Regions from separate parts of the Mus musculus genome. Here region 1 is linked to region 2. Evidence: chromatin contacts called from ENCODE POLR2A ChIA-PET data. All regions are on one chromosome and are shown on one strand. Each heading gives the region's core, a stretch centred on a gene start or an enhancer-like site at or near the end of the contact. The rest is flanking DNA. Distances are from core to core; before and after follow the strand shown. Region 1 has its middle 34 kb from the start of Setmar. Region 2 holds the start of Setmar (SET domain without mariner transposase fusion).

What was found. ChIA-PET counts read pairs that join two places held with the same protein, here RNA polymerase II (POLR2A).
Region 1: POLR2A ChIA-PET joins it to region 2 with 21 read pairs in Patski. The contact joins the enhancer-like site here to the promoter of Setmar in region 2. POLR2A ChIA-PET finds 5 or more read pairs at or near these places in 3 of 5 experiments (Patski and embryonic stem cell).

The regions. Positions count from the first base shown.
Region 1 is chr6:108,094,956-108,102,283 of GRCm38, forward strand. No RefSeq gene overlaps it. Among named protein-coding and RNA genes, the nearest start is that of Setmar, 34 kb to the left of the region's middle. Within about 2 kb of position 3,721, at least 1 of the 3 ENCODE cell types and tissues checked has a DNase peak (open chromatin) inside an H3K27ac peak, as active enhancers do.
Region 2 is chr6:108,061,929-108,068,854 of GRCm38, forward strand. It overlaps Setmar (SET domain without mariner transposase fusion), which reads left to right and starts at 3,117. Exons shown (of 2, transcript NM_178391.4): 1 at 3,117-3,311. The coding sequence starts at 3,153.

The DNA of each region.
Region 1 (7,328 bases), core at 2,471-4,970, 34 kb after region 2:
TTGGCTGGCACTGCCTTTGTACTAACTCCCAGGGGGGTCTACAACAGGTCTGTGCCAAAGGTGATGACCCTTCCCAACTGTTTTTGTTTTGTTTTGTTGCTACTCAAAAAAGAGGCAAGAAATACAAACTAAGGAAGTCCCGAATAACAAGGCCACCAGAATGATCCAGGAATAACTCACTTAATCTAATGTCTCTATGCAGAGTTTTCCAGGAAGCCCTCCCTTCCATTTCTCTGTAAGAGAGAGGGTTCAATATAATTCAAATCCACTTTTCACACATACTACAACCTAATCTCCCAAGAGGCAAGAGGTTTCACAGCTAAGAAGGTAAGAACAGAAACTTCGGGCTTATAATCCCAGGACTGATTTTGATCCAACAAACTAAGTCCTCTGAGAGAACACTCAGGAGAATGGATTTTGAACAGTCTCTTTAAAAAGCGCTTCTAGTACAACAAGTTGGGCCTGGTCCGGTGACCAATCCTGCAGATCCTAAGATGGAATCAAGGGATGAGGTGTGGGGCTATGATGAGACTAAGTAGCATGCGAGGCCTCTCTGACTCTCAGACCATGCTTGTTAACTCTCAGAGGCACATGAGGTCAGAGCGTGCCTGAATGAGCCAGATGTAGAAAAAGTCAGTTTTATTAACTCAGCAAGGGATCCGGCTTACCAAACCACAGGCGGAGAAGCTGTATTAGAACTGCAGGCATTTAGGAGGTCACTGTCAATTGTGGGCAGAGGGAAGGGTGGAAAGAATCTGCTCCAGGGCATGGAACTGATTAACAGGGCATCATTTCTGCAAACTGGAGTCATTTGCAACCAAGAGTGAACCAAGTTGCATACCCCAGGCTGCTATTTCAGCCACAAAAAGCTGAGAAGACTGTACGCTGGACCACAAGAAGACCTGGGCTTGATTTCCTCACCACCACCACTGTCCAGCCCTAAGACAGCTATTCCTGAACCCTGCAGTAGAATTTCCCCTCTGCTGAGCTCAGCTGGCTCTTCTCAGACGCAAAGTAGGAGAAAGTACAGCAGAGTCCCTGTGTCGGGGCATATAACATGGGTACACCCTTTTCTGTGCTGTCAACTGCTACACAAGGCTAGCGATATCCATCACTATTAAAATAATTGTGTGTTTTAATATACCATATGGGCCCCAGGAATGTATCCTACCAACATATTGCCACAAATTGCCAAAGATAAATAAGAAAGAACTGGTCTGCTGTTTTAACAATGAAGATTTTTTTTAAAATACGCAGATACTTAGGGTAAAGGAATGTTTAAATCAAATCAATTGTTTTAAAATGAACTATACCTAGGCTTGAGAGATGACTCAGAGGTTAAAAGCTGCTGTTTCAGAGAGCCCAAGTTTCACGCCCAGGACGAGTGAATCAAACCACCTGTAACTCCAGCTCTAGGGGATGTAACACCATATTCTGGCCTCTGCAGGTACCTGCATTCACATACTCATACAGACACACACTCATAATTTAAAGCAACAACAATAATCTAGGGGTTGGAGAGATGGCCCAATGGTTTAAGAAGTGCAGAGGATTCAGGTCCGATTACCAGCAATCACATGGCAGCTGTGAATCACCTGTAACTCTAGTTCCAGAGAATGCCACCCATCCTTCTTGGCCTCTGAGAGCACATATACTCACATGCACATATACACAGACACAAGCATATACAGAGACACAAGCATATACACATGATTTAAAAATGAAATATTTTAAAAGGTGCACTTTAAAATTTTAAGAAGGAGGGGTTGGAGAGATGGTTCAGTGGTTAGGAGCACTGTCCCCTCTACCGAGGACTGGGGTCCAATTCCCAGAATTACATGGCAGTTCACAAGTGTCTGCAACTCCAGTTCCAGAGATCTACTAACCATCCCCACACAAACATACATACAGGCAAACCACCAATGCATCTTAAATAAATAAATACAAACCTTAAGTGAACTTAAAGATGAGCCATCCCCACAGCAATACACAGCACCGTCACAAGCTGTATAAGATATAGTATTATCTAAAGATTCTTTTTCTTTCAGTGCTGGGTATCAAACTCTCACACCATCACAAATGTTAAGCGGGTGTTTTTTCACCAAATTATATAACCCAGCTCCATCTTGTTTTATAAAAGCAAGGTTTTATACTATCCACATCATTTCTATGTATGAGCACAGACATAATTGTGTGTATCAGCTGATTCTGTCCAAACTAGCATACATATGTAGTACTGTTTATAAATGCATAGAATAATCTGGAAAGAGGCTATTGACAATGATAACCTACTGCCATGGGTTTGAAAGATCAGAACTTACAGAATAAAAGAGAAGCACCAGAGAGAGAGCAGGGGTGGGGGTGGGGCAACATTTTATGTTGTATTGTTTGTTTGTAAAAGTCTCTCTACATAGCTAAGGCTAGCCTCAAATCAACAGTCTCCCTGCCTCAACCTCTACTTACTCCTTTGAGTTGCTAGTTTTACCCCAGGTATTGATTACATATGATACATTTTTAAAATACAGATTTTTCTGGGGGAAACTTGATAGCTATTAATAATACTTTCTTAAGATTACAATATAATCACATCATTTCTCTCCTTTTCTCCCTCCCATATTCCTCTACTTGTTCTTTTTCAAATACATAGCCTCTATTTTTCATTAATTGTTGTTCCATGCATATATGCATATATGTTTATTTCCCTAAATATAACCTGCTCAGACTCTATAATGCTACTTGTATGTATGTTTTCAGGGACCTTTGGTATTGGATAAGCAGTTGGTGTGCTCTTCTCTGGGGAAGAGCATTTCTCCCGCTCTCAGCATTCCAATATTCTTCCTGTAGAGCTGAGGCCCCGTGGGCTTTCCCTGTGCACTTTGGAATGTCCGTTGCTCACCTCACATTACTATGCAGTCATGCTGGTGAGACTTTATGGGTGTAGCTTCTGACATGGGAAGACACAGTTTCCCAGCAAACCCTCTACTCTCGTATCTATTGTGACCCTTCTGCCCCCTCTCCTGCCATGTTCTCTGAGCCTTAGGTTTGGGGATGTTCAGTAAATTCAGACTCTGAGACTAGGCTCCCCAGCTCTGCATTCTGACTGGTCGTGATTCTCCATAATGGTATCCACCCACTGCAAAGACAAGTTTCTTTAATAAGGGATGCTAGAAAAATAATGTTTCCAAAACTCCAAATGAAAAGATGAGGAATCATTTCAAAGCTCTCTTTCTGCCTATTCTTCACAAAGCTAGCAGCTGGAGCAGGAGAGAGGATGGCTCAGCAGACAAGAGCACTAGCTGTTCCAGAAGTGGACCCAAGTCTGGTTCCCCGAACCCACAAAGTGCTCACAACTGTCCTGGAGCTCCAGTTCCAAGGGATTTGACCTTGGTGGGCACCAAACACACTGGTGATGTACACACACCCATGTAGGCAAGACACTCACACACATAAACTAAAAACAAATAAACAAATAAAAACAAACACCTGAACATTGACCCAAGAGAAGATGTACCCCATCTCATTTAGCTTCTTCCTCTTAGCAACCCTAAATCCACAGCACCCCTAAATGAAAGGTTCTTCAAATTTGCAGACGATTTATTAAAAAAACAGTAAGAAAACAATAAAATAAATAACTACAAAGCCCATCTGGCCACTAGAGGGAGAACGTTACACATAAAAGTACTTTTGGCAGCCACCTTACAGCTGAAATGTGGCCACAGGAGGAAGTGCAAATGTTGCCGCCCACAAACACTGCTAAAAGCTCAGAGACCACAAACAATGGCCACTGGGTTCCAGTCTTTGCCTTCCCTTATATGTCCCGAAGCGAAGGCCTTCGCTAATACGATTATACACGTGATTGTGACTGCCCTGATGGTGGCTTTCTACCACTATCACTCAACTCTTTACAACTGTTTTGGAACAGAAGCAAAGGGCCCCAAACTATTTCTTAAGGAACAATGTTCCATTTTGAGCCCAGCAGCGGAGGTAAGAGAATAGGAAAGGTCAGCCTTGTTTCACAAAGACCAGGCAACTGAACTGTACACTTTTGCAGACTTCGAATGAGCCCAGTGAATACACTCTTCCCCTTGCTCTTCAGAATGGATTTCAGCCCCTTCTGTCAGTTTCACTCAGTTCACGCACTTGAACACAAATGAGCTGACAATGTATGCTGTGGTTGCCATTATTTCCAGCATTTATCTTTCTTTCTTTCTTTTTTTGTTTTTTTGAGACAGGGTTTCTCTGTGTAGCCCTGGCTGTCCTGGAACTCACTCTGTAAATCAGGCTGGCCTCGAACTCAGAAATCTGCCTGCCTCTGCCTCTGCCTCTGCCTCCCAAGTGCTGGGACTAAAGGCATGCGCCACCACTGCCCGGGTGACAAATTCTTTCTTGAGAGTCATCTAATTATTTGTAAAAATAAGTGGTACATTTGGCAGGGAGGGGGAAGATGGGCTCAAAGTGTGTCTTTCCAAAAATGCCATGGTCTTAACCTCCAATGTCTTATTAACTCACTGGAGGAACTGAGATGTGGCAAAGCAGAGACATTCCAAGTTGGGACTGGATTTAAGGCAAGTCAAGGGTCTATGCGTACATCACACTATACGACCTTAACAGCCCAGCCTGGGTTCTATGTCATCTATACATATTTTCACTTGCTTTTCAAGCCATAAATGGGCTGGTGAACTCAGTCAAAGTCATAGATCTAACAAGCGGTGGGACCAGATTTTAAATCATTGAATTTGACAGCCTGAAGTTAATGTTCTCAGCCACCTCCCTCCTGCCTGTTTCTCCCTACGGACCTTTTGCTCAGCCTCATAATTTCTCAGACTCCATCCATGTTTCCCGTCACCAAAGGCACAATAAAGTCAAATATCCAATACCATAGCAGCAACAAAAACAGTAAGTCCTGAGCCTACCTCATCCCACAGCTGCCCCAGGGCACCTTGCAGACACTTAAGAGTCCTAGTTTCCTACATGCCCACTGGGAATAATGACCCAAAACAACTAGTTCCTCCCACCACTGTGCTCCAGATCAAACTAGATCATGGGCATTAAGCACTCCTGAGCACCTAGGAGGTGCCTGAAATTGCTAGCTGCGAAGTATAGTAATCAGAAGCCATAGCACCAAGAAGTCAAACCTCAGCAGGGAAGAGCGAAGTGGGTGCTTCAGACTGCAAGAGCCTGGCCCTTCTAACTGGCTTTGTAATACAGCCATCTCCTAAAGAGAAGACATTAAGGACACAGAGGGTCCCAGACCATTGTCCCCTCGAGTGAAGGCTTCCATGTTGAGAAACCTTCCTTGACATGTGGAACACTTGTGGGAGTCTGACATTAGACTGATTCCAGCTATGAGACTTGTCCATGCACCACATGATGTTTCAAAGGCTATGTGGAAGATGTGACGTGCATGGCAGCTTCTTGGAAGGTCATTTAAGCTGTTCTTAGAGTAATTTGTGCTCAGTTCTTGCTGGGCTGTCTTCAGAGGGGTTGGAGAAGGGTGAGTCATGTTCTTCAAAGACAAAGACAGGTAGTTACTGTGGGACCTGGCTTCTCTCCTAGAGAATTCACTCTCAAAGTTCTCACTCCTAAAAAAGACAGAGAACTCAAAAGAAGCTATATACCATGAAGTCTCTTGAAAATTCTATAGTACACTCATGTGATACTAGGAATGAAGAAGGAGGAAGAGGAAGAGGAGGGGACTACTACTACTACTACTACTACTACTAGTAATGTTGAAAATACTGCTGACTCACTGACCCTGATGATGCTGGAGAAGCTCAGAGCCCCAAACCATAACACATGAACTGCTGAGCTAGGAAAGCCCTGTACCCTGTGAGTCCTTTCTCCCAAACCCTAATTGTCCCCTTGAACAACATCTTAACCTTTAAATGTGGGAGCTGATGAAGTTAGAACGGAGATCCTGGACCTGTAATCACAGCAAAAAGGATACATTTAAATCATGAGGCTGAACTAAACCAAACTCAAATCAGCTCAGAGAACAGTTCACCGGCTGGCCAAGATCTCACCAACCAAGATGCTGCCCCTGCTTTCCTGCTCTTTGCTAAATTGCTATGCTCCTAAGTAACTTCTCCTTTAATTGAGATGCTGAGGATCAAACTAAGGGCCTTGGACATGCCCGGTAAGCACTCTGCCAGGGAATTACAAGGCCAGCCCCATAAGAGGCACTTTCATTGGGAGGTAGGTTAAAGAGGATGAGCTTCGGAATTACAGACAACGGCAAAGACCAGATCCAACTTTCCTTTTGTATAGACACTTTGTGCAGCAGACAGACCATTGGGCATAGGAGGGATTTGCCAAGTCAGGGATCTGGAATATAACTTGTTAATTAATAGGCATCTGAGTAACACGTTCATGTAGCCTTAGTCCAGTTTGCTCTTTGTTTATAGATATAACTATAGCTGACCAGTCCTACCTGACTGTACCTATCTCTTTCTTTGCTTTGTCTTTTTTTTTTAAAGATTTATTTATTTATTATATGTAAGTACACTGTAGCTGTCTTCAGGTACTTTTTCTGCTCGCTCTGGCCCCTCTCACTCCTGTCCTGCTCTGGTCCTGCTCAGGCCCAAAGATTCATTCATTCATTATATGTAAGTACATTGTAGCTGTCTTCAGAAACCCAGAAGAGGACATCAGATTTTATTATGGAAGTTTGTGAGCCACCATGTGGTTGCTGGGATTTGAACTCAGGACCTTCAGAAGAGCAGTCAGTGCTCTTAACTACTGAGCCATTGAGAAATGAGGACCTAGAAAACCATGAAGTATACCACGCTAAACACTTGAACTTACCATTCTCTCCTTGGTCCATAATCCCCATAGGTGGGCATTATCACTAAATATATTTTACCTTGAGGAACAACGTTACCTGCCTAATGGTGGCTCAGGGAATTGGACAGGAACAGAGGGACATATCTGCAATGGCCTCCTTCAACATGATGCTGAAGACAATTACTGAAGGAAGAGACTCAAGACGCATTTTCCGGTGTCACTTAAAGAAAAATAAGATTTTATTTGGCAAGTGCATAAAGGAAAAAGACTTGTAGCCTTTGAGAAAGCAAGCAACAGGCATGGACAAAATGCAGGCCAACCTTTATCAGCACATGAGGACAGCCTCACCTCTTTTCCTCTGGCAGCCACTAGCTGGTCTCATTTTTCTCCTAGGCTGATTCTGAGCTTTGAATAGCACTTTAGTGAGGTGCCAAACTGACATGCTAGAAGTCACTCTGATAGCTTCCATTCCCCTCAGCAGATAAAGCACAGAGTTTGTCAAACAGGACCTAGATTCAGGCCAGGACAGCCATTTTATCTCACCT
Region 2 (6,926 bases), core at 1,867-4,366:
CATTCATCTTTACCATGAGTGAAATCAATTGCTTTCTGGTGATACTACAGGCTAAATAAATTAATAATTTCCTTTTACCTCTTCACCTTTATATCATAGTATATCATTATTACACACACTATCTAGTATTCAATCCCAAATATTATAGCTAATTTGCTAACTGCAATTAATCTTTATGTTTTTTGTTGTCTTATCAACAAAAGAAGTAATGTATTTCATTATACAAAACTGAAAGGATAAAATGGGACAATAGATAAGATGGTTTACTCTGCTGAAAACATTTAATATCCACAAGGGCACAAAAACACCATCATGATTTTGTAAAATACAATTCTCAAACCATTTTAATTGCTTGCTGTATTTTTCTTTGTGACCCACATGCCATACATTATAACATAAAATTTTAATTGCTAAAAGACATGATTTTCTATCTAATTGATATTACTTTTTTAATCTTCTTTTTGTTGCTATCGTTTTTTTTAATAACTAGGTTTTATATTGTAGCCCAGGTTAGCCTCAAACTTGGAGACTATCCTCCTGTCTTAAAGACATCTCAATAGATTAACAAGAATCCTTGTCCTACATTTGAATCATCCTCTAAGAAGATGAAAAAGATCACAGACAACTCTGTGACCTACTGAAGGTATAGCTTCAAGCCCTGCTCCCATAGGAAAGGGCACATGTGACATCTCTGTTAGTGGCTATGGCACTTGTCCTATAAATTGCTTTGAGCCTGATGTCAAGTGTGGCCAGAGATTGCACTTTGATCCTGATCACTTAGATGACTCTAAAACAACAACAACAACAACAAAAAAAAAAAAAAAAAAAAAAAACTAAAACCCATGATGGGTGTTCCAATGACCATGTTATGGCTACAATGTAAAACCTAATTATAAAATTCTAGGGTCTCATTTCTTCCCTGGTCTATTAAAGTCATCTTTTTAAACTATGCTATTCTCTATATCCCCAATTGTTCTTACTGTCATTGCTACAGTTTGAAGACAGGTTTCTAATTATTTCTATTGCTGCTTAAAACTAGAACTAAGTAAGAGGTGATAAAAATGAAAACTACTATGAAGATAGAACCAAGACTTGAGCACAACTATCTCCTTATTATGCCGGCCGGGGGGATGGGTGGGAGGTAAGGACGCTCTCTGCTTGCTGCTTGGATGCTCTGTTAGATTACCAATAAAAGTTTGTCGAGGAGTCAATTAGTTCTAGTCATTTTAAGCTTAAGGATCCTATAAGTCAGAAAGTAAAAGCATCCTATATTCATAACTGAAGTAGAGAAGAAGCTAAGGGCTGGAGACTGCCATCCTAGTCCTTTATGTCTGAAACCATATTGGCAGGGGAAGGTCATGCACCTGACCTGGCTATGCCAAAGGCTGAAGGAGGAGGATCCGTTAAACCTACACATCGAGTACAGGCCTTGGCAAAATATCAAGATCCTATCTCAAAATAATGATAACTTCTGGATCCTGGTTGTCTAGTTAATGTTTCTATTGCTGCAACAAAACCCCATGACAGACGATAAATCAAGATAGAGTCACTTGTCACCAAGCTGAAACTAACCTGTCTATGTAACCTTTTGCAGAAATAAAGAACTAAAGAGATAACAGACAAATATCCCAGGATAATAAAATTCCTCTGCCTTAATCTTAGCACACAAACATTACTCTGGTGCTAAGCAATGATTTATTTTCCTACTGTTCTGTATTCCTGCCCATGCCTTACAGGGATAGAGTAACTATGAAAGGACCATTCTTCTTTTGTTTATTGCTTCTGCTTTTCCATCTCTTCTCTTCCTATACAACCAATGCTACGCTCAGAAAATCAGAATGCTTATTCTACCTTACAGGGTGAAATGTTGTCCTTTTTCTAGAATTGAAAATAAAGCCAATTAAGACATTTAGATGCAGTGGTTCATGCAAGTAGTCCTAATAATCAAGAGGATGGAGAGTTCAAAACCACACTGGGTTTCATACTAATAACCTGTCTTGAAACAAATCTAGCTAAATACACACACACACACACACACACACACACACACACACACACACACACCTAAGTATATAGAATATATTTATTTATGCACACATACATTTGTAATTTTTTTCTCTAAAACACAAAGATGAAAAACCTAAGATCCTGCATTTTGTAAAGCTGCCCCGTTTGTATGGATCTGTAACAATTCCAGAAGCTAGAGTAATTTGGTGACTTTCATAGATAACTCAGGAACAGCCTACCTGCAAGCTACTCATCAACTACTCCCTTCTTCCTCTGAAACCTCTAAGAAGAAATGCCTGCTCTGCCGTGAAGGCCCTTTGTCTGCCTGTCTGTCTGTTTGCCTGTGTCATCAATGTATCTTCTAATGAATCTCTTATAAGGACAATCTATTTCAGTGTCCCCCTTTAGCCTCCAAACTTTTGGTCAACAAGAGTGGATGCCCTGTGGGACCCTATTATCACAGAAAGCAGTGAAGATAGAAAATTAGAAGAAGAGGAGGAGGAGGAAGAGGAGAAGGAGGGGGAGGAGGAGAAGAAGGAGGAGGAGGGGATAGAGGGAGAATAAGAAAAAGAAGCAAGACAAGCAAAATGGGGAGATTTGGCAATGTTAACATTTTCCACCAGATACAGAAACTCTGGCGTGATCAGTGAGTGACTCTACTCAAAACAGGTTTTTGTTGTTTTGTATAATGGGACAAGGTGAGCTTACAAGGAGAGGACCTTATCAAAAACAAATTCTGTGCCAGTCACCCAACTTCTCCGCGGGTTCTAGATCTTTATATTCTCTGGACTGTATTTTCTCCCTCAGCTTAGACGATACATTTCCAAACACCTACTAAACCCTCAAAGGCTGAACAAACAACCAGGCTTCACAAGGTTCCCCAGAAAAAAACGAAAACATTTCAAGTTCTCCAAATTTTGTACCTTTTGTGGTTCTGAAATTATCAGCTATGTATCTAGTTTAAAACAGTGGGATCCAGAGGAAAAGCACCCCAACGACGCTGAGGGAGGTATCTCCCTCACCTGCAGCCTGTTGGGACGGAAAACTACAACTCCCATGAGGAAGTAGGGCCGCAGAATCCACAACTCCCAGCATCCTCCCGGAGGCCCAAAATGGTCAGGCGAGTAGTCGAAGCGAGACCATAAATGTCTGCGGAAGGTGTGGAGAAGCTTTCTCTCGAGATAGCAGCATCTGAGGAGGAATCTGTAGCCCCGACAGAACAACAAGATGTAGCGTGCGGCCTGGAGAACTTGCCTGTGAGCTTGTGGCCTTTGGGGGCGGAGCCCAGGCCTAAACCTTTCCAGGTAGAGGCAGGGCTAAGTGGCTGAAAGGGCTGGGGGTGGTGCCCTTTTCTTTGGGGGCGGAGCCAGAGGGCGGCGCTAGAGGGCTGTCCCTTTCCCCCGGGGGCGGGGCCAGTGCCCTTTATATGGGGGCGGAGCTAGAAAGCAGCTCACCGATCTTAGGGGCGGTGCTAAAGGGCCTGTCTATTTCCCTTCTCTCCCCAGGCGGGGCCAGCGCTGTTCTAGACTGGGTTGGAGGGATGTCCTGTAGCCCCACAGGGGCTGACTACAAGACTCCTCTTAATTCTCACCAAGGGGAGCCTGCACCCTTCCATGTTGGGGCGGAGATAGAGGCCTGCGGACAGCCTCCATGGAAGGAACCAGAGAGCTGCTTATATCTTGAGTAGTTGAGGCCAATGCCCATGTAGAGCCAGGTCTAAAGAGCTGGGGGGAGTAGGAAGCTGGGGGGGGGGGGGGTGAGTAGGAAGGGGATTGTTTCACACTTCGCTGCAGAGCAGAATTCCAGGGCTACTCACTGCCCCCGGGGGCGCTAGAGCTCTTTCCTAGAAGCCAAGAAAGAGAGACACATAGCTCCCCCACGTGGTAGTAATTGTCAAATTGGCTGTAACAACAGGCTTCTTCCCCCCCACACACACACACACACCCCACCCCACCCCCGATATTTTTATTTTTTTTTTATTAGCACACGGGGTATCTAGTTTAACTATGGCATTTTTAAAATGTTCATTAGCAAATGTTGATTATACATAATAATGAGTTTTGTGATGACATTTTTCCACATATGCACAGAAGGTGTTTTGATGATATGCACCACCACCCTCTCTGGTCCCTCACCCTCTCCCAGTAATCCTTCACCTTCCTGGCTAGTGCCCCTTTTATCTTTCATCTCGCTGTGGTGAGTGTGTGTGTGTGTGTGTGTGTGTGTGTGTGTGTGTAGGAGACAGAGAGCCAATGAGTTTCATCAAGGTTGTTTACTGGAACTGCAGTCTTCTTGACGTCTTACTATTATTTACTCTTTGAGAATCCCATACAATATGTTTGTCATCCTTTTTCCCTCCCCCAAATCCTCACAGATCCTTGCCCACCTCGCAATCTACCCAATTTCATGTTCTTTCTCTCTCGAGGGGGAAATAAGCTGTTGGTCTGAAAGAAAAGTTCTTAAATGGACAGAATTTAATATTTTTCTTTGAACCTGTAATAAGACCTTAACAAGGATTCTTACCTTATACTGTCTGTAAAATAGCAGTTCCCTAACATGTGTGTGGCAGAGGCGTGACTTTTCAGAAAGCTTTTTCCCCCTGTCTGGCTTGTACTCAGAACTTACTGAGGGATCAGAGAAAACCATCTCCATGTCTGGTCTCGGCTATCTGACATGTAAGAAAGGCTTGGTTATGAATCTCAGCCCCTGGAGTCAAACTTAGCTGAGGTCTCCGCCATGCTGAGAGATCTTGGACACACATAAATTAACTTCTTCAGATCCTCAGAAGCCCTAGAGTTTAAGTCATAGACCCTCTTCTCAGCTGCTTGGGAATTACTGTTCCTAGTGCTCTGTAGGAACTCAATAAATGGCTGCTACCTCAAAGCCCTACTCCACCCTTCAACCCCTCAGACCATGGCCTAAGTTGCTTATGGAATAGGGAAAGACCAAAGATGCTGGCAGAGGGGTGCCCCCTCGGATGTCAGACTTAAGAGTATGACTTCAGCATCTTACCTACTCCACAGAGTTTGTTGTTTTCGAAGTGAAAATAACTTTAAAATTGTATAGCTTTCCCCCATCCAGAATAAGAACAAATTAGGGCTGCTCTTTCTTCCTTCTAGGATTTTATGAGCAGAAAATGGGATAATACATTCTATAGCAGATTTCAAAAGGTGAAGCAGGATTTCAATGTGAGAAATAGCGCCCTCTCATCTATGACTCATAGCCAGCAACACACATCTGCATTTGCATTGACAGTTTATTAATAACACAAGTAGATAATACTCCATGTACCAATGAGCTCTTAAGGCTTGGTCAAGATCAAACATTCCAGGATGTCTGCGAAGACCACCTATTTTTTTTCTTTATTCATCAAATAGTCGAGTGACTATAATATACCAGGCACTGTATTAGACGAGGCCTAGAAGATGACATCATTTGATTGAAGAAGACAGCATCCAGTTGCTTTTTTTTTAAGCTAGAAGTATCTAACATGAAAGAAAAATATTGCTCCATTCTTAAGTAACTCCAATAAATACTCATTAAGAACTAAAAGTATGCCAAGTGATGAGTTGGAATACAGAGAATAAGAAAACATGCCCCCTGCCCTCAAAGCACTAACAGTGTGATGATCCTACACTCAATTTTAGCTCGTTGTGCTACTGAATAAAAGTGTGTGTGTGTGTGTGTGTGTGTGTGTGTGTGTGTGTGTGTTTCTTTGCCATCTTCTCTAAGGCCTATCTATAAAAACAGTTGGTCTAATGCAATCTCTTAATTTAGCCTACTTTATTTTATGTGCAAAAAAATAACTAAGAATAACTTAATTAGCTAGACACTTGCCTATAATCTCAACACTAGATGTGGAAACAGGAGAATCGTGAATGTAGGAGCCAAGCTAGTCTTCATAGCAAGACCCCGTCTCCAAAGCTAGTTCCTAAGAAAGTAATTCAATGACAAAGTGCTTTATGCTCAAGTTCCTGGGTTTGCTCTCCTGCAGCATCAAGAAGTTGAAAGATTCTCTATAAGTATCTTCTTTAAACTCCTTACAGTCATTAGTGTCCATAAACTCAGGGGATTTGATGTACTAATCATAGTTTCCAAATTAAGTCCTGGTCTATTTTTTAAGAGGAGGGAGAAGGGGAGAAGAAGAGCCACGTGATTGATTCTTAGGCCAACCATTGAGGGCATACATGAAAGTCTTGAGAATAAAACTATTGGAGAAGGATATTCCTGGGGTTGTAAAATGAGATACTAAACAAAGCAGAGGTCACTCAGCCAGGCAGTTTTACTTTGGCAAAAGGGTGCACAGTGGCCCACACTAGTCGAGCAATCACTCCAAGGTGGGAGTACAAGTAGCTAAGTCTCACTCCATTGGTGACAGTTCAACCTCACAATCTGACATGATTGGCTAGTTCCTAATGGGTGCTATAGCAGGGGAAGGCTGCTATGGAGAGTTCCAAGAATCTCTACCATCTCTACCAAGGTGTGGCAAAATGGACAAATTTACAAAAGTTTTACAATAGGGAGGAGTTTATAGAATATTGGCATTTTGGGAGGCTAGCTCTCTCTGATAGGAAAAAGAAAAAAAAAACTGCTTCTCAGAAAAGATAATCCACATGCTTAAAGACAAGCCTCAAAGTTGCCCAGACTGTCTAGTGGTACCAGTGATATAGGATGTGTGTGTGTGTTATGGATGTTAGGAATGCAATCTAGACTTAAACATGTGCTACACAGATGCTCCATCACTGACCTACATTCCCAGCTCATCTTCAGCTCATTTTTTTCCCCACTGAATTCCACATACATAAAAGGAATCTTACAAAAAGTCAAACTAGCATACTTGCTGCAAACCCTGGCTCACGGGCTCACACAACCATTAAGGCATGAAAAACTCAAGGCAAAAAATAATTTTATGTCTGCTT